Linked DNA regions of Homo sapiens: region 2 is linked to region 1. A link is an interaction called in ENCODE POLR2A ChIA-PET data of the cell type or tissue named here. Cell type or tissue: PC-3. All regions are shown on one strand. Each heading gives the region's core, and the rest is flanking DNA. Links, peaks and the distances in the headings are about the cores only.

Region 1 (9,803 bases), core at 1,232-9,231:
TATGTTTATTGATCCTTTAAAGAACTAGCTTTTTTCCCCTATTGATTTTCTCTATTTTTATTTTCTTTAATTTCATTGATTTATGTTCTTTGTTATTTCCTTCCTTCTGTTTGCTATGAGTTCATTTAGCTCATTGTCTAGGTTCTTGAGGAGGGAGGTTAGATTACTGATTTGAGACATTTCCTGTTTTCTATTGTATGCATATATTGCTGTAGATTTCTGTCAGCACTGCTTAAATCATATCTCACAAATTTTGATATGTTGTGTTTTCATTTTTATTCAATCAGTGTATCTTGATTTTCCTTAAGATTTCCTCTTTGTCCAGTGGATAACGTAGACTTGTTTAGTTTCTACGTGTTTGGAGATTTTTCTGTTGTCTTTCTGTTGTTGATTTCTGGTTTGATTCCATTGTTCTCAGAATACATTTTGCATAATTTCAATTATTTAAATATTTAGATTTGTTTCTTAGCCCAGGATATGGTCTCTCTTGAAATGTTCAGTGGATGTTTAAAAATAATTAATATTCTGTTGTCTTTGCTAGAGTGTTCTATAAATGTTCATGATTAGATCCTATTGGTTGTTAAGTTCTCTTATATTCTTGCTAATTTTCCTAGTTGTATCAATTATTGAGAAAGGGGAGTTGAGCTCTCCTATAATTGTGGGATTTATCTTTTTTTATTTCAGTTTGACAGTTTTGCTTCATGTATTTTTGCAGCTCTGTTGGTTGGTACATCCACATTTAGGATTGGTAATGTCTCGGTGGCTTGACCATTTTATCATTATGTAATGCCTAATCTGTTCTTATGAATTTTATTTGTTCCCAAGTCTACTTTATCTGATACTAATATAGGTACTCTTCTTCCTATTGATTAATGTTTCCATGATACATCTCTTTCCATCCTTGTACTTTCTACCTGCCTGTATTGTTATATGTGAGGAGAGTTTCTGGAAGACAGCATTATAGCTGGGCCATGTACCCCATCCCCACCCCCACTCCGCCAATCACTGTCATTTTAGTTTCTTAGAGACAGGGTTTCTGTCTGTCTCTGACACTGGGGTACAGTGGCATGATCATAGCTCACTGTAACCTTGAACTCCTGGGCTCAAGGGATCCTCCTACCTCAGCCTCCTGAGTAGCTAGGACTACAGGTGCATGCCACCATGCTCAGCTAATTTTTTTTTTTTAATTATACTTTAAGTTCTAGGGTACATGTGCACAACGTGCAAGTTTGTTACATAGGTATACATGTGCCATGTTTGTTTGCTGCACCCATTAACTCATCATTTACATTAGGTATTTCTCCTAATACCATCCCTCTCCCTGCCCTCCACCCAACGACAGGCCCCCGTGTGTGATGTTCCCCGCCCTGTGTCCAAGTGTTCTCATTGTTCATTTCCCACCTGTGAGTGAGAACATGCAGTGTTTTGTTTTCTCTCCTTGCGATAGTTTGCTCAGAATGATGATTTCCAGTTTCATCCATGTCCCTGCAAAGGACGTGAACTCATCCTTTTTTATGGCTGCATAGTATTCCATGGTGTATATGTGCCACATTTTCTTAATCTAGTCTATCATAGATGAACATTTGGGTTGGTTCCAAGTTTTTGCTATTGTGAATAGTGCTGCAACAAACATACACGTGTATGTGTCTTTATAGCAGAATGATTTATAATCCTTTGGGCATATACCCAGTAATGGGATCTTTGGGTCAAATGGTATTTCTAGTTCTAGATCCTTGAGGAATCATCATACTGTCTTCCACAATGGTTGAACTAGTTTACACTCCCACCAACAGTGTAAAAGTGTTCTATTTCTCCACATCCTCTCCAGCATCTGTTGTTTCCTGACTTTTTAATGATCGCCATTCTAACTGGCATGAGATGGTATCTCATTGTGGTTTTGATTTGCATTCTGGTCATCTCTGATGACCAGTGATGATGAGCATTTTTTCATGTGTCTGTTGGCTGCATAAATGTCTTTTTTTGAGAAGTGTCTGTTCATATCCTTTGCCCACTTTTTGATGGGGTTGTTTGTTTTTTTCTTATAAATTTGTTTAAGTTCTTTGTAGATTCTGGATATTAGCCCTTCGTAGATGGATAGATTGCAAAAATTTTCTCCTGTTTTGTATGTTGCCTGTTCACTCTGATGGTAGTTTCTTTTGCTGTGCAGAAGTTCTTTAGTTTAATCAGATCTCATTTGTCTATTTTGTTTTGTTTGTTTTTGCCATTGCTTTTGGTGTTTTAGTTATGAAGTCCTTGCCCATGCCTATGTCCTGAATGGTATTGCCTAGGTTTTCTTCTAGGGTTTTTATGGTTTTAGGTCTAACATTTAAGTCTTTAATCCATCTTGAATTAATTTTTGTATAAGGTGTAAGGAAGGGATCCAGTTTCAGCTTTCTACATATGGCTAGCCAGTTTTCCCAGCACCATTTATTAAATAGGGCCATTTCTTGTTTTTGTCAGGTTTGTCAAAGATCAGATGGTTGTAGATGTGTGGTGATATTTCTGAGGCCTCTGTTCTGTTCCATTGGTCTATCTCTCTGTTCTGATACCAGTACCATGCTGTTTTGGTTACTGTAGCCTTGTAGTATAGTTTGAAGTCAGATAGTGTGATGCCTCCAGCTTTGTTCTTTTTGCTTAGGATTGTCTTGGCAACGTGGGCTCTTTTTTGGTTCTATATGAACTTCAAAGTAGTTTTTTCCAGTTCTGCAAAGAAAATCATTGTTAGCTTGATGGGGATGGCATTGAATCTATAAATTACCTTGGGCAGTATGGCCATTTTCACGATACTCCTTCTTCCTATCCATGAGCATGGAATGTTCTTCCATTTGTTTGTGTCCTCTTTTACCCCAGAATTTCATATTCAGCCAAACTAAGCTTCATAAGTGAAGGAGAAATAAAATTCTTTACAGACAAGCAAATGCTGAGAGATTTTGTCACCACCAGGCCTGGCTTACAAGAGCTCCCGAAGGAAGCACTAAACATGGAAAGGAACAACTGGTACCCGCCACTGTAAAAACATGCCAAATTGTAAAGACCATCGATGCTAGGAAGAAACTGCATCAACTAATGGGCAAAATAACCAGCTAACATCATAACGATGGGATCAAATTCACATATAACAATATTAACCTTAAATGTAAATTGGCTAAATGCCCCAATTAAAAGACAGACTAGCAAATTGGATAAAGAGTCAAGACCCATCAGTGTGCTGTATTCAGGAGACCCATCTCACGTGCAGAGACACACATAGGCTCAAAATAAAGGGATGGAGGAATATCTAACAAGCAAATGGAAAGCAAAAAAAAGCAGGGGTTGCAATCCCAGTCTCTGATAAAACAGAGTTTAAACCAATAAAGATCAAAAGAGACAAAGACGGCCATTACATAATGGTAAAGGGATCAATTCAACAAGAAGAGCTAACTATCCTAAATATATATGCACCCAATACAGGAGCACCGAGATTCATAAAACAAGTCCTTAGAGACCTGCAAAGAGACTTAGACTCCCACACAATAATAATGGAAGACTTTAACACCCTACTGTCAACATTAGACAGATCAGCGAGGCAGAAGGTTAGAAAGAATATCCAGGATTGAACTCAGCGCTGCACCAAGCGGACCTAATAGACATCTACAGAACTCTCCACCCCAAATCAGCAGAATATACATTCTTCTCAGCACCACATCACACACCACATCCAAAATTGACCACATAGTTGGAAGTAAAGCACTCCTCAGCAAATGTAAAAGAACAGAAATCACAACAAACTGTCTCTCAGACCACAATGCAATCAAATTAGAACTCAGGATTAAGAAACTCACACAAAACCACACAACTACATGGAAACTGAACAACCTGCTTCTGAATGACTACGGGGTAAATAACAAAATTAAGGTAGAAATAAAGATGTTATTTGAAACCAATGAGAACAAAGACACAACGTACCAGAATCTCTGGGACAACTTAAAGCAGTGCGTAGAGGAAAATTTATAGCACTAAATGCCCACAAGAGAAAGCAGGAAAGATCTAAAATCGACACCCTAACATTACAATGAAAAGAACTAGAGAAGCAAGAGCAAACACATTCAAAAGCTAGCAGAAGGCAAGAAATAACTAAGATCAGAGCAGAACTGAAGGAGATAGAGACGCAAAAAACCCTTCAAAAAATCAATGAATCCAGAAGCTGGTTTTTTGAAAAGATCAACAAATTGATAGACTGCTAGCCAGACTAATAAAGAAGAAAAGAGGGAAGAATCGAATAGACGCAATAAAAAATCATAAAGGAGATATCACCACCCATCCCACAGAAATACAAACTACCATCAGAGTACTATAAACACCTCTACGCAAATAAACTAGAAAATCTAGAAGAAATGGATAAATTCCTGGGCACATACACCCTCCCAAGACTAAACCAGGAAGAAGTTGAATCTCTGAATAGACCAATAACAGGCTCTGAAATTCAGGCAATAATTAATAGCCTACCGACCAAAAAAAGTCCAGGACCAGACGGATTCATAGCCGAATTCTACAAGAGTTACAAAGCGGAGCTCGTACCATTCCTTCTGAAACTATTCCAATCAATAGAAAAAGAGAGAATCCTCCCTAACTCATTTTATGAGGCCAGCATCATCCTGATACCAAAGCCTGGCAGAGACACAACAAAAAAAGAGAATTTTAGACCAATATCCCTGATGAACATCGATGCAAAAATCCTCAATAAAATACTGGCAAACTGAATCTAGGAGCATATCAGAAAGCTTATCCCCCAAGATCAAGTCGGCTTCATCCCTGGGATGCAAGGCTGGTTCAGCATACACAAATCAATAAACGTAATCCATCAGCTAAACAGAAGCAATGACAAAAACCACATGATTATCTCAATAGATGCAGAAAAGGCCTTTGACAAAATTCAACAGCCTTTCATGCTAAAAACTTTCAATAAACTAGGTATTGATGGAACGTATCTCAAAATAATAAGAGCTATTTATGACAAACCCACAGCCAATATCATACTGAATGGGCAAAAGCTGGAAGCATTTCCTTTGAAAACTGGCACAAGACAGGGATGCCCTCTCTCAACCACTCCTATTCAACATAGTGTTGGAAGTTCTGGCCAGGGCAGTCAGGCAAGAGAAAGAAATAAAGGGTATTCAGTTAGGAAAAGAGGAAGTCAAATTGTCCCTGTTTGCAGATGACATGATTGTATATATAGAAAACCCCATCATCTCAGCCCAAAATCTCCTTAAGCTGATAAGCAACTTCAGCAAAGTCCCAGGATACAAAATCAATGTGCAAAAATCACAAGCATTCCTATACACCAATAACAGACAGAGAGCCAAATCATGAGTGAACTCCCATTCACAATTGCTACAAAGAGAATAAAATACCTAGGAATCCAACTTACAAGGGATGTGAAGGACCTGTTCAAGGAGAACTACAAACCACTGCTCAACGATGTAAAAGAGGCCCAGCTAATTTTTAAAACATTCTTTTTTGTAGAAACAGGGCCTCCCTGTGTTTTCCAGGCTGGTCTCAAACTCTTGTCCTGAAGCAATCCTCCCACCTCCCAAATCGTTGGGATTACAGTCATGAGCCACTTCACCCAGCCCAATCACTGTCTTTTAATTGTGGAATTTTACTTGGCAAGCGTCTCCTTGTCAACATAGTAAGACTTTTTTCCCCTACATTATTTTTATATTTATATAACAATGACTTTTACTTTGAGCTTTAATCTTTTGAAATGAATAATCTGTGAGAGATCAGCTCCAGGTATTATCACTGATTTGAAATACTATTTTCATTATATTTTGCTTACTCATTGTTCATACTGCTTACTACTTATTGCTTACTCATTCAAACATCCCAAATACTAGTCTTTCTTCTAGTTTAGTGTGTTTCCTTTACCTAATTGTCTTTAAGACAGAAGTGTTAGGTGTTTTAAAGTTTGAATCCTTAAATGCCTGAGTGTTTTAAGAGTTTTTTTTTCTCCTCCATGAATGTTAATTTTCTAGGTATATAAGTCAGTGTTTCAAAGAATTTTCTTTCACAACTTTGAAGCTACAGCTTCATTGTCTTTAAACATCTAGTATCGCTGATATCACTGTGATTTCTGTTGTTTTATAGGCCATCTAGTTTTTATCTCTTAGGTTAAAAATTCAGAAGCAAAGATTGGTCACCATTTCTATTTTGTTTTCTTAGGAATAATAACAATAATACTATTAGGTTGAATTTTGAGGATGGTTAAAATGAAGGGTTGTTTTTTTTTTTAAACTTCTTGGTTTCCCCAACACCTTAAGTTTTTTAAAAAAGGGAAGGGCCTGCCAAAATTAAATAATTTTTCCTCCTGTTGTCATTCTACAGTGCTTTAAAATACTTGCATCAATGAGTAATATCCAACTTCCTGAGGCAGCATAATCTTCCCGCCCCTTTTGGCTACTCCAAAGTTTACATATTTTGAATTGGAATATGACTTCCTTAAAAATTTATGTATTAAATCTTCTGGATGGAGCAGTTAAAAAAAAAACCTCTTTTTCAAAGCAGTGGTAACTTTAGTTTGATGATGAACTATATATAACTTATACCTACAATTCTTATTCTGGTGTTTCAAAATTTATAACTGTTTTCCACCTAAGTTTTAATTGAGAAATATATAATAACTTTGCCTTTTAAACTACAGCTTATATTTTACGAACCTTTTATTTAGTGAATTTTTTTTTTTTTAACTTAGACTTTGTGTGGACAGTAATGACCTCACGTTTCCGATTGCCTGCTGGCAGAACCTACAATGTACGAGCATCAGAGTTGGCCCGAGACAGACAGCATACTGAAGTGGTTTGCAACATCCTTCTTCTGGATAACACTGTACAAGCTTTCAAAGTCAATGTAAGTATTTTGTGTCTTTTAAAAAATAATCTCTGGCTATAAGTCTGAATTTAGACATATATGTAAACTAGGATTATTAAATTATAGTACAGTTTGAAAAGTCTTATTCAAGTAAAAAAGTCTTTTTGGTGCAGGATTGTATTAGATGCATGCTCTCATTCAAACTGGGTCTTTTTAAAAAGTGTTGCTCACTGGATGTTGTTGAGAAACCAACAGTGTGCATTTTGATTAGTAGAGCAGATCCATAGTATGTGTGTGGTTTTCATAAATGTGCTTGAGGGTGCCTGAAAAGAATTTGTTCTTCTAAATAATTTATACATATTCATGGTAATTTTACTTGTACTGTCTGTGAGTAAAATTTTTGCCAAACAAAAATAAATGACAGCCCTGATCTTATCTATCGTCTGAAATATTTATTTAACAAATATTTGTTCATCCTATTTGTGTCTAGCTTTGTTTGCTCATCGTTATTTGTGAGTTTTACCCATGTGGTGTGTTAACAGTAGTTAGTTCATTGTTACTGCTCTGTAGTACCCTTTTGTATGAATATACTATAGTTTACTTATCCTTTCATTTACCATTTACTTGTCCAGTTTATTGTTGGTATATATTTGGATTTGTTTCCACTTTGGGCTCTTACAAATAATACTGCTGTGAACATTCTTGTACATATCTTGATACATATAAAAGTGTATTCTCCCTTTTTATTTAAAAACTTTTCAACCTATATGGAAAAGGTGAAATAATATTATAATGAATACCCTTATACCCTTTACCTAAATTGACCCAGTGTTAACATTTTGCACATTTACTTTATGTTTCCTTCTCTCTACATGACTTTTTTTTCCTGAACCTTTTGAAAGTAAGTACTTCAGTATTCCGAGAATCTCATAATTACCACATCCCTAAATTTAACTTTATGAAAATAATAATATATGCAGTCTGTATTCAAACTGGAATTCTTATTCTTCAGGATGTTTTGGTATTTCCAAATTTTTCAGGATGTTTTCTGCTGTATTACTTGGGTATTTCCACACTTTGAAATCTTTAAGTAATATAAAATATGAATCTTACACCGGGGCCAGTCGGGGGATTAGGGGCTGGGGGAGGGATAGCATTAGGAGAAATACCCAATGTAAATGATGAGTTGATGGGTGCAGCCAACCAACATGGCACATGTATACCTAGGTATCAAACCTGCATGTTGTGCACATGTACCCTAGAACTTAAAGTATAATAATACAAAAAATGAATCTTTCTTATTTACCAGTTTAAGCTTAAAATTTTCTGTGTATTACTATATAGCAGGATTATGAATTTATCTCAAATTCCAAGCTATTTCACATTGAAAAAGGGGCTGCAGAGTAGTGAATATTACATCATTATCATTAAAAATACCTTCAACATTATCTAAAATACCCAACAGATTTAGGATTTAGTGTGCTTTTCTAAAAAGCTAAACTTTTGATTTCTTTTGTATTCTATCATCTGTTAATATATAGTTGGAATATAGGTTGCCAAACAGAGATAACATAAAGTGAAGAGAATTCTACTTCGTACAAATTTCTATTTAATAGAAACTCTCATGTATTAGACAGTTGATGTAAGAAAATAAGCCTTTTTTCCTATTATTCACGTGTTAGAATTCTTTTTTGGAAAAGGCATAAATTTAATAACTTTTGTCTTAGCTTAAATTTAGCTACTATTTAGTTTTCATTTTAACTATAGTTTTGAATGTATTTCAAAATATTGTAAAAAGGTTTGGTATGTTTCTCAGCTAGCATAATTTTCTGTTGAGCACTTTAGTTAACAGTAGTATGCTGTATTTTTCAGTGTAGTAATCAATGTGCTGTCTAGTTACTCTTTTAGAAAGACATATATATTAATGTACTTTTATATGTTTATATTTTAAAAATATATATTACATATATTTAGCTGGCAGTTTCAATAGACCTGGATATATTACCTAGAATGGTAAGTAAGCTTACCATTCTGTGGTGCTAGAAACTTTCTCTACCATTATCTCAGGTCATCAAAAAACTTAAGAGGAACAATATTTATGAAAAATTGCTGGTTATGTGGTATATTTATTCCTCTGGGTATTTGAACCCAAGCCATTCAAACCAAAAGAGTTGCTTTGTACTTTTAGGTAGATTATTTATCTTTTAATCCATGTGAATAGATCTCCAGTTATGTACTTTACAACCTGTGGAGTGGTATGTGGCAGCCTGCAAACTAATTGGGGGTTTGAAAGTTTTGGTGTTTGTTTTCTTGTGTCCACTTAGTACCATTAAGTCTCAGAAATCCTTTGTGGGCAGCTGCCAGGTTCACCAGCATTTCTCTGTTCACCAAGAAGGAGAACTACTCAGTTTCCTTTGGAGACTACCAGGCATTGGAGTCATTGCTTTTCATGAAAGATTTTTGCACCACAGGTAAAATATTCATGTTGCCAAAGCCTGCTTTGTTTCATCTGGTAGTTATCTCATCAAAGCCGTTTCTGTATTTTCTGAGGGAAATTTTTGTAATGAAGGAGTTGATGTAACTTCACTAGATCTTGCTTTTTCTCTGCTGTGGACATAGGAATGATAAGCCTGTTATCACTGGGTTTGTGTTGGCTTGTGTTGTTTCAATGTCAAGTCCTATTTTCACTGTGGCTTTGGTATAACCATTTATTTACTGTGGCCAACCTATGGAGTGTATTGTCCCTCTCATGCCGTGAATTCATTGTCACTAAATGAATTCATGATATGAGAATTCATCTCACCAAATATGTTTGCATTAACAACTCACTAAATATGTTTGCATTAAATACTTTAAAATGCATAGTGTCCGTACTACATGGATTGATGTCTTCAATCTATGAGGATTTTTACCCCTAATTTTTGACTTGACTTTTACTTTGGTGCAGCTGATTAACG
Region 2 (9,803 bases), core at 1,253-9,252, 150 kb before region 1:
ACATTTCTGAACTTCATTTTCCCCTCATGCAAAGACAAGTGCTCACCTTACATGGGGTTGTGAGGATTCAATTAGGAAATGTGCAGAGTATACCTGGCATAAAACAAGAGCTCAAACATGAAAGTTGCCCTTCACTCACAGGGCAGGACATAAGCATCAGTCATTTTTTAAAAACTTTTTATTTAGAAATATTTTTAAACTAAAGGAAAACTTGCAAAATAGTACAGAAAGTTGCCATCTATATTTTACTCAGATTCCTCTAACATTAACATCTCCTGCGTGACAATGATCAGAAACAGGAAATTACAATCGGTACAGCTTTATTGAGTAATGTCCGTTCAGTGTTCCAGGAGTCCACACTGCGATTGGTCAACGTGTCCCCTTCTTCTCCTCATCTGTGACAGTCCCTCAGTCTTTTCTCATCATTTGTGACCTTGACACCTTTGACAGTTGTTTTGTAGACTGGCCTTCAGAGTGTGTGTGTGTCTAATGCTTTCCCAAGACTAGGGTGAGGTTATGCATTTTTGCAAGAATTCCACAGAAGCGTTATGTCCTTCTTGGTGCATCTTATCAAGGGGCTTGTGATGTCGATATGTCTTCTTACTGGTGATGTTTACCTTGGTTGCTTGGCTAAAGTGGTGTCTGCCAAGTTTCTCCACTGGGACATTAATATAATCATGGGGAGAGACTTTGAGATTATGCAAACATCCTGTTTCTCCTCAGCTTTTTTCCCACTCTGTATCTACGTATCTTTATATGAATTCCCACTTTAGCATCCATTGGTGAGTGGGTCTTGTCTGCCACAACCATTACCATGATGTCCACTTAATGATAATGTCCATGAGCTGTCCCTCACCGTCATTTAGTTACTTCTTTATTCAGTAGATTTTTATATCAGCATGGAATCATGGACATTTATTTTATTATATAGGTTATAATCCAACACTACCGTTGTTTATTTTGTTCTCAAATTGTTCCAGCTCTGGCCATTGGGAGCCCCTCAGGTTACACCTCTGACCTTTCAGTGCATCCTCGACCTTTCCTAAGCACATCTTTACCTTCCAGCATCACAGTATATTCCAGACTCATCTGTATCTTTCCCACGTCAGCCCTGGAATCAACCATTTCTCCAAGGAGCCCTGGTTCCTTTCACTGGAGAATGGCATTTAGAAATCAAGACCTGCTACAGCAACTGGTACTTGTTGCTACTGTGGTCCAATTGCTTCCGAGCCCTCTCAGTGGCCAGAGCTAGAAAATACAAGTATTTATACTGAGCCCCCCTCAACACGCACACACACACACACACACACACACATTTTCATCTCTCTATCTTTATGTCTTGTATATATATCAAAAAACATGAATTATGGCCAGGCGTGGTGGCTCACGCCTGTAATGCTAGCACTTTGGAAGGCCAAGGTGAGCAGATCGCTTGAGCCTAGGAGTTTGAGACCAGCCTGGGCAACATGGCAAAACCTCATCTCTACTAAAAATACAAAAATACAGAAAATTTAGCCAGGCATGGTGGCAAACACCTGTAGTCCCAGCTACCTGGGAGGCTGAGGTGGAAAGATCACCTGAGCCCAGGAAGTCGAGGCTGCAGTGAGCCATGATCACACCACTGCACTCCAGCCCTGGTGACAGAATGAGAGCCTGTCTCAAAAAAAAAAAAGAAAAAGAAAAAAAAAAAAACGCATTGATACTGATGCTTCCAATTCCAGTCCAACACCTGGGGTTTGTTTTGGCCTTCCTCCTTTCCTTAATTGTAACTTCTTTCCCCTACAGTGAGCAGCTTAGCTCCCATCATCTACGATGTATTACCTTATGTGTTGCTTGGTGTATCCGTAAAGTAACATCCCATTTGCTAACACATCTCCTTGCGAGAAACACATTTACTAACTACATTACAGTATTGGTGTCCTTTTTACTTTGGCTTTATAGAGTCCAGTTAAAATACTGGTTCCCGAATTGCCTGGGCTGGTTCTGTTGCTTTCTTTGTCTCCTACTCCCATCAGTGTGGTTGTGTTTTCATATGAGTTAGGTTCATGTGTTACTGTTTGTATTTCATCTTGGGTTCCCCTACACGCTAGTTGGGTTTAATTATTTATTTCAGGGTACGTGGAACATTACGATGGCTCTAAATACAAAGATACTCAGAGAAGTATCATTCCTTCTCATTCCCAATCCATCTCCATTCCGCCATCTTGCTGCCCCATGGGTACCCACCCTTCCCACTGTGGGCAACCATCTCTTTAGTTTCTGGTTTATCCTTCTTGTGGGTAATTTTTAAGGCCCCCAAGGGCTCCCATGTGCTCCTCTGCATTCCTCCTCCACATTAACCAGTCACTGGCCTGACCTACTAGCAGTTTCCGAAGCATAACCCACTCGTCCGCACCCCTGGGCCTCTGCACATGCTATTCCCTATGACCTCACCACCTTCTTGCTTAGTGTCCTTCTCACCTAAGGTTTCCCCAGGCCTCTGCCCCTTGGCCCCTGTACTGACCTCTGAGGCAAGGCCTACCTAGTCCCTGCTTCTGTGGAGAGGAAGGGCCCAGGCAATGTTTGTTCAGGGAATTGCTTCCCTCAGCATCCACGCTTAATACCATGCTGTGCACATCACTTCGTTCACCAACATCCAACCAGCAGCTACTGAATCCCTGGCTACTTCCACCTACCCAATCTCCCTTTCTTGCTGGGTGCCCCACATTGCATTGTTGGTGTGAACTTTCTGGCTCCAGACTTTGAGCCTGTTCCCATGTCAGTGCATGTACTTATGTCCATTTCAGTTTCCCCACCTATAAACAAGAGCCAATTTCTCTTATTTCCCTGCTCTCCCCAGGTTGAAAAGGTCGTGGCCCCTTGGAAAGATTGTATTGACTGTGTTGGGGATCTGGTGCCACCTGGTGGTTGCCACAAGAAAGGCCTCTCCTGACTCCCAAGTTGTAACCCGTTTCCACCAAATCGACTTCCAAATAATATTTATCAGATCATCATCTGTGCTTTTCTTCCTTGTTTCAGACCACTTTTAGGTGGAAAAGGCAAAGAAGGCTTATATGTATTTTCTTCCATAATGAGTCCATCAGAAAAAGTTCCTTCGGTGAAATCGTTGACCACGTGATGTTTGGGGACTCCCTATGGGATCAATCATCCGGGTTCCTTAGAGACCATGGCCATAATCAGGGGCTGGCCAAGGGAATGAGTATCCCTGGGTTCAACAGCTGTTTCTGAAGACCTGCCAGTTCCCCTGTCTTGCATTAACTCGGGTTATCATGCCATTCTCCTTCTAAGGCCAAAGATACCTGTAACCGAAGAATCGGGATACTTCACTGCAGTCACTTCATTTTTTTTTCTTTTGAGGCAGAGTCTTGCTCTGTCACCTAGGCTGGAGTGCAGTGGCACAATCTCGGCTCACTGCAACCTCTGCCTCCCAGGTTCCAGCGATTCTCCTGCCTCAGCCTCTCAAGTAGCTGGGATTACAGGGACCCGCCACCACGCCCGGCTAATTTTTCTATTTTTAGTACAGATGGGGTTTCACCATATTGGCCAGGCTTGTCTCAAACTCCTGACTTCAAGTGATCCACCCGCCTCAGCCTCTCAAAGTGCTGGGATTACAGGCATGAGCCACCATGCCTGGCCAAGCAGCTTCATTTTAGAAGTGATTATTATTGCTTTCCTTTCTAGAACTTCCGGTTTGTGAAGTATTTTCTCAATGATCCTCAAAACATTCTAAGACATAAAGTAGCTGTTATTAGTGTGATTTTATGCAGAAACTCAGGCCCAGAAAGCTTCATGGACTTACCCAATTAGCAGAAGAGCCAGGTTTGGGCAGGATCTTGGTTTCCTGCAAAGGTTTCGTTGCCTAGCCAGGCGTGGTGGTGTGTACCTGTAGTCCCAGCTACCTGGGGGGCTGGGGTGGGAGGCTCACCTGAGCCCAGGTAGTCAAGGCTGCAGTGAGCCATGATCCTGGTACCCAGTCCACTCTTCTCTCTACTACATGGTAATCAATGAAAATATTACAGATTTACATTTTTTAACTTTTTATTTAAACTTTCAGCTTTGGAGTCTCTAAGAGTAAAGATATTATGTGATGATATTTGTATTTTACTTAATTGCTTATTCTTTAAAACATGTAATATAGAAAAAAATACAAATTAGCAAATGTCCTTTGCTCTAAAGAAATCAGCTGGCAAGTTTGCCCCACCCAGCAGCAGCCATGTCTTACTCATTTCTGTATCCCCAGCATGCAGCAAGATGTTTGGCACAATGCAGGCTCTCAATAAATGTTTTTTGAGGCTGGGTATGGTGGCTCACACCTGTAGTCCCTGCACTTTGGGAGGCTGAGGCAGGTAGATCCCTTGAGCCCAGGAGTTCAAGACCACCCTGGGCAACATGGTGAAAACCTGCCTCTACAAAAAACACAAAAATTGGCCGGGCATGGTGGCCCATGCCCAGCTACTTGGGAGGCTGAGGTGGAAGGATCACTTGAGCCTGAGAGGTCAAGGCTGCAGTAAGCCGACATTATGCCACCACACTCCAGCCTGGGCAACAGAGCAAGACCCTGTCTCAATTTTTTAAAAATTGGCTAGGTGCAGTGGCTCATGTCTGTAATCCCAGCACCTTAGGAGACCGAGGTGGACGGATTGCTTGAGCTCAGGCATTCAAGACCAGCCTGGGCAACATGGCAAAACCCCATCTCTACAAAAAATACAAAAAAGATTAGCCAGGTGTGTTGGTGCACATCTGTGGTCCCAGCTACTGGGGAGGGTAAGATGGAAGGATCACTTGACCCCAGGAGGCTGAGGCTGCAGTGAGCCAAGATTGTGCCACTGCACTCCAGCCTGGGCAACAGAGCAAGACCCTGTCTCAAAACAATAGCAATAATGTTTGTTGAATTAAGGAATATAAAAGAAATGTGAAAACTATGTATCTAATATTCATTTACATTTTCACGGACAAGTATGTTCATAGAGTCTATTTGCTATAAAAAATATAGGAGTTGGTTCTAATAGATAAAATTTAGAATCCAGAACATCCGAGATGGAAGGACATGGAATGTCGTCTAGCCCCACCCTGGTAAGTATTGGTGGAATCTCTGTAAATTTATCAAGTCCATGCAGTTTCCTTGCTTTTTATTAAAGAAGGGGAAGTAACAGTATTGACGTCATAGAATTGTTGTGAGGTTAAATGAGATCATCCTGGTAGCACAATGCACAATAAATACACAATAAATATTAGCTGTTATTAGGATCACAATATTTATTTGTTAAGGGAGTGAAGCTGAGTCCTCACTCACCACTGCATCTTCTTCAGTTATCCTTTCTACCCTCCACCCATTCATCTCCTGTGCTCCAATAGCTATGTTGGGATCTATGCATGAAAGAGAACTCTCCAGATGGTGAAGGAGATGGAGCATTGCACTAAAGAACACTAGGCCAGGCGTGGTGGCTCACAGTCTGAAGTGCCTTAGCACTTTGGGAGGCTAAGGCAGGAGCATCGCTTGAGCCCAGGAGTTTGAGACCAGCCTGGGCAACATAGTGAGACTTCGTCTCTACAAAAAAATTAATTAGCCAAGCATGGTGGCACGTGCTTGCAGTCCCAGCTACCCAAGAGGCTGAAGTAGAAAAACTGCTTGAACTCACGAGGTCAAGGCTGCAGTGAGCCATTATCGCCACACCACTGCACTCTAGCCTGGGTGACAGAGTTAGACTCTTTCTCAAAACACACACACACACACACACACACACACACACACACAAAGTCTCTCTCTTCCAGCAGGGTTTTGAGGATGGGTTTCGGTAAATGTTTAAAGAGTGGAGATGATTAGAGTATGGACTCCCTGAAGGTAGGGGAATGGACTTGGCCCAGGGCTACTCATGTCTCTTCCAAAGATATGGAGACATCCCTCTCAGGTCTCTTTGCCCAAACCATGCAGCCTTCCCTTTTGGATTAAGACCACTGGCCTCCTGCTCTCTCTCACTAGATGGCATCACAGAGAGGTGTTTCAACATGAAGGCAAGGAGACCTACCTCTCCTGGAGGACATCTTGCAGGAGGCCTGGGAGCACCAAGAAAATGGGCAGCCCCTTACCGTGAGGGAGAGCCACAGCACCCCTCCCCTTCCTCCTCACCATGAGCCCCATCAGAGCAAGCCAGGCAGGCCAGAAACTGATAGTCTGGCATTACAAGACAGGCTGAGCTTACCTTATCCCTTCTTTCAGGAATTTAGACCAGGAAGTAGAGAGAGACCAAGCAAGTTAGCAACAAGGACAGAAGCTGGACAGTTATAAAATGGAGAAATTGGGCGGGGCAGCTGCGATGGGCCATGAGTGACTGAAGTTGTAGGCAAAGAAGAAGTGGGTTTTTGGTGTTTGGAAAACACGAGGAAAAAAGTAGATGCACCAAGAGATAGCAAGAAGCAAGCTGGGATAGAACCCAAGCACACCCATTGCTGAGTTCCTGCCCCCGTTCCCAGCCAGCCCCTGGAACAGGGCCCAACCTGAAAACCACCTCTGTCCTGAAAAAGCTTAAGTGACTCTGCTTCTTACCACCAAAAAGCCTGATCAGATCTTGGCCAAGGCATGGACCCAGGGGTCTGGTGACCCATTCTCTAAAAGTGGTGTGTTCTTAGAAAAGTATTTCATTTCTGATACTCTGTTTACAGGAAGTTTGTTAAAACCACTGTGAAAAGACTTTTCAAGGAAGCAATGCACTTTGAGGTGTATATATAAGGTAGTCAAAGAATGCTTATCCCTCCCACACACCCCCATAACCAATAGTGCAAGCTTTACACATACACACACACACACACACACACACAAATACATATACACACACAGAGTGTGTGCCCTGTCTCAGGTCCAGCTGTCAATATCTCAAAAGCTAGAGGCCCACCAAATGTGGGGTGCTTTTTTTGTGCTTACTGTCCCTGGTGGTGGAAGTTGACCTCATTTGAGGCTGAATCTAGGGACAGGCTACTCCCAAGCTCACCACTGCCTGAAGCTCCAAGCTGGCCATCCTTGGGGTGCCAATGGATCTGTTATGCACCCAAACCTCCCCACCCCCCACCTTCCAGAAGTCCTCACCCCTGCTTCAGGCTGAGGTGCCCTTCTTCTTCAACAAGAAGAGCTAGCTATTCTAAATATATATGCACCCAATACAGGAGCACCCAGATTCATAAAACAAGTTCTTAGAGACCTGTGAAGAGACTTAGACTCCCACGCAATAATAGGGGGAGACATTAACATCTCACTGTCAGTACTAGACAGATCTATGAGACAGAAAATTAACAAGGCTAATCAGGACTTGAACTCAGCTTTGGATCAAGTGGACCTAGTAGACATCTACAGAACTCTCTACTCAAATCAACAGAATATACATTCTTCTCAGTGCCACATGGTACTTATTCTAAAATCGACCACATAACTGGAAGTAAAACCCTCCTCAGCAAATGCGAAAGAACTGAAATCATAACAAACAGTCTCTCAGGCCACAGGGCAATCAAATTAGAACTCAGGATTAAGAAACTCACTCAAAACCACACAATTACCTGGAGATTGAACAACCTGCTCCTGAATGACTCCTGGGTGAATCATGAAATTAAGGCAGATATCAAGAATTTCTTTGAAACCAACGAGAACAAAGAGACAACATACCAGCTTCTCTGGGACACAGCTAAAGCAGTGTGAAGAGGGAAATTTATAGCACTAAATGCTCACATCAGAAAGCTTGAAATATCTCAAATTGACACCCTAATATCACAATTAAAAGAGCTAGAGAGGCAAGAACAAATTAATCCAAAAGCTAGCATAAGACAAGAAATAACTAAGATCGGAGAAAAATTGAAGGAGATAGAGACATGAAAAACCCTCCAAAAAATAAATGAATCCAGTAACTGTTTTTTTTAAATTAACAAAATAGACCACTTTAGACTAACAAAGAAGAAAAGAGAGAAGAATCAAATAGACACAATAAAAAATTACAAAGGGAATATCACCACTGACCCCACAGAAATACAAACTACCATCAGAGAATACTATAAACACCTCCACGCAAATAAACTAGAAAATCTGGAAGAAATGGATAAATTCCTGGACACATACACTCTCCCAAGACTACACTAGGAAGAAGTCGAATCCTTGAATAGACCAATAACAAGTTCTAAAAGTAAGGCAGTAATTAATAGCCTACCAATCAAAAAAAGCCCAGGACCAGATGGATTCACAGCTGTATTCTACCAGAAATACAAAGAGGAGCTGGTACTATCATTCCTTCTGAAACTATTCCAAACAATTGAAAAGGAGGGACTCCTCCCTAACTCATTTTGTGAAGCCTGCATCATCCTGATACCAAAACCAGGGAAAGACACAACAAAAAAAGAAAACTTCAGGCCAATATCCCTGATGAACATTGATGTGAATATCCTCAGTGAAATACTGGCAAACCGAATCCAGCAGCACGTCAAAAAACTTATCCGCACGATCAAATCGGTTTCATCCCTGGGATGCAAGGCTTGTTCAACATACACAAATCAATAAACATAATCCATCACATAAACAGAACCAAAGACAGAAACTCCATGATTATCTCAATAGATGCAGAAAACGCCTTTGAAAAAATTCAACATCCCTTCACGCTAAAAACTCTCAATAAACTAGGTATTGATGGAACATATCTCAAAATAATCAGAGCTATTTATGACAAACCCACAGCCAACATCATATTGAATGGGCAAAAGCTGGAAGCATTCCTTTTGAAAACCGGCACAAGGCCGGTTGCAGTGGTTCACACCTGTAATCCCAACACTTTGGGAGGCTGAGGCGGGTGGATCACCTGAGGTTGGGAGTTCAAGACAAGCCTGACCAACATGCAGAAACCCTGTCTCTACTAAAAATACAAAATTAGCCAGGTGTGGTGGCACATGCCTGTAATCCCAGCTACTCATGAGGCTGAGACAGGAGAATTGCTTGAACTTGGGAGGCGGAGGTTGCAGTGAGCCGAGACTGTATCATTTGCACTCCAGCTTGGGCAACAAGAGTGAAACGCTGTCTCAAAAAAAAAAAAAAAGAAGAAAAGAAAAAGAAAGAAAGAAAACCAGAACATGACAAGGATGCCCTCTCTCACCACTCCTATTCAACATAGTATTGGAAGTTCTGGCCAGGGCAATCAAGCAAGAGAAAGAAATAAAGGGTATTCAAATAGGAAGAGAGGAAGTCAAATTGTCTCTGTTTGCAGATGACATGATGTTATATTTAGAAAACCCTGTCATTGAACTGATAAGCAACTTCAGCAAAGTCTCAGGATACAAAATCAATGTGTAAAAATCACAAGCATTCCTTTATACCAGCAATAGACAAGCAGAGAGCCAAATCATGAATGAACTCCCATTCACAGTCGCTACAAAGAGAAGAAAATACCTAGGAATACAGCCAACAAGGGACTTGAAGGACTTCTTCAAGGAGAACTACAAACCACTTCTCAAGGAAATAAGAGAGGACACAAACAAATGGAAAAACATTCCATCCTCATGGGTAGGAAGAATCAATATCGTGAAAACGATCATGCTACCCAAAGTAATTTATAGATTTAATGCTATTCCTATGGAACTACCATTGACATTCTTCACAGAATTAGAAAAAAAAATTTTAAATTTCATATGGAATCAAAGAAGACCCTGTATAGCCAAGACAAGTCTAAGCAAAAAGAACAAAGCTGGAGGCATCACGCTACCTGACTTCAAACTATACTACAAGGCTACAGTAACCAAGACGGCATGGTACTGGTACCAAAACAGATATATAAAAACCA

What was found. Peaks named below come from ENCODE experiments on the same cell type or tissue, not always from the same donor. Only the 100,000 strongest peaks of a DNase experiment are listed, where the experiment ranks them.
Region 2: POLR2A ChIA-PET joins it to region 1 with 5 read pairs; 3 of 35 experiments call an interaction of 5 or more read pairs at or near these places.

What each region holds. Positions count from the first base shown.
Region 1 is chr2:119,803,107-119,812,909 of GRCh38, forward strand. It overlaps PTPN4 (protein tyrosine phosphatase non-receptor type 4), which reads left to right. Exons shown (of 27, transcript NM_002830.4): 2 at 6,731-6,885. The coding sequence starts at 6,748. Among named protein-coding and RNA genes, the nearest start is that of PTPN4, 48 kb to the left of the region's middle. In PC-3, for the core only: no CTCF peak of the experiment used is centred there; no DNase peak of the experiment used is centred there; H3K4me3 peaks cover 1,138 bases; H3K27ac peaks cover 1,958 bases.
Region 2 is chr2:119,657,331-119,667,133 of GRCh38, forward strand. It overlaps a transcript of CFAP221 not described here. Among named protein-coding and RNA genes, the nearest start is that of TMEM177, 17 kb to the right of the region's middle. In PC-3, for the core only: a CTCF peak has its summit at 2,895 (motif pointing left); no DNase peak of the experiment used is centred there.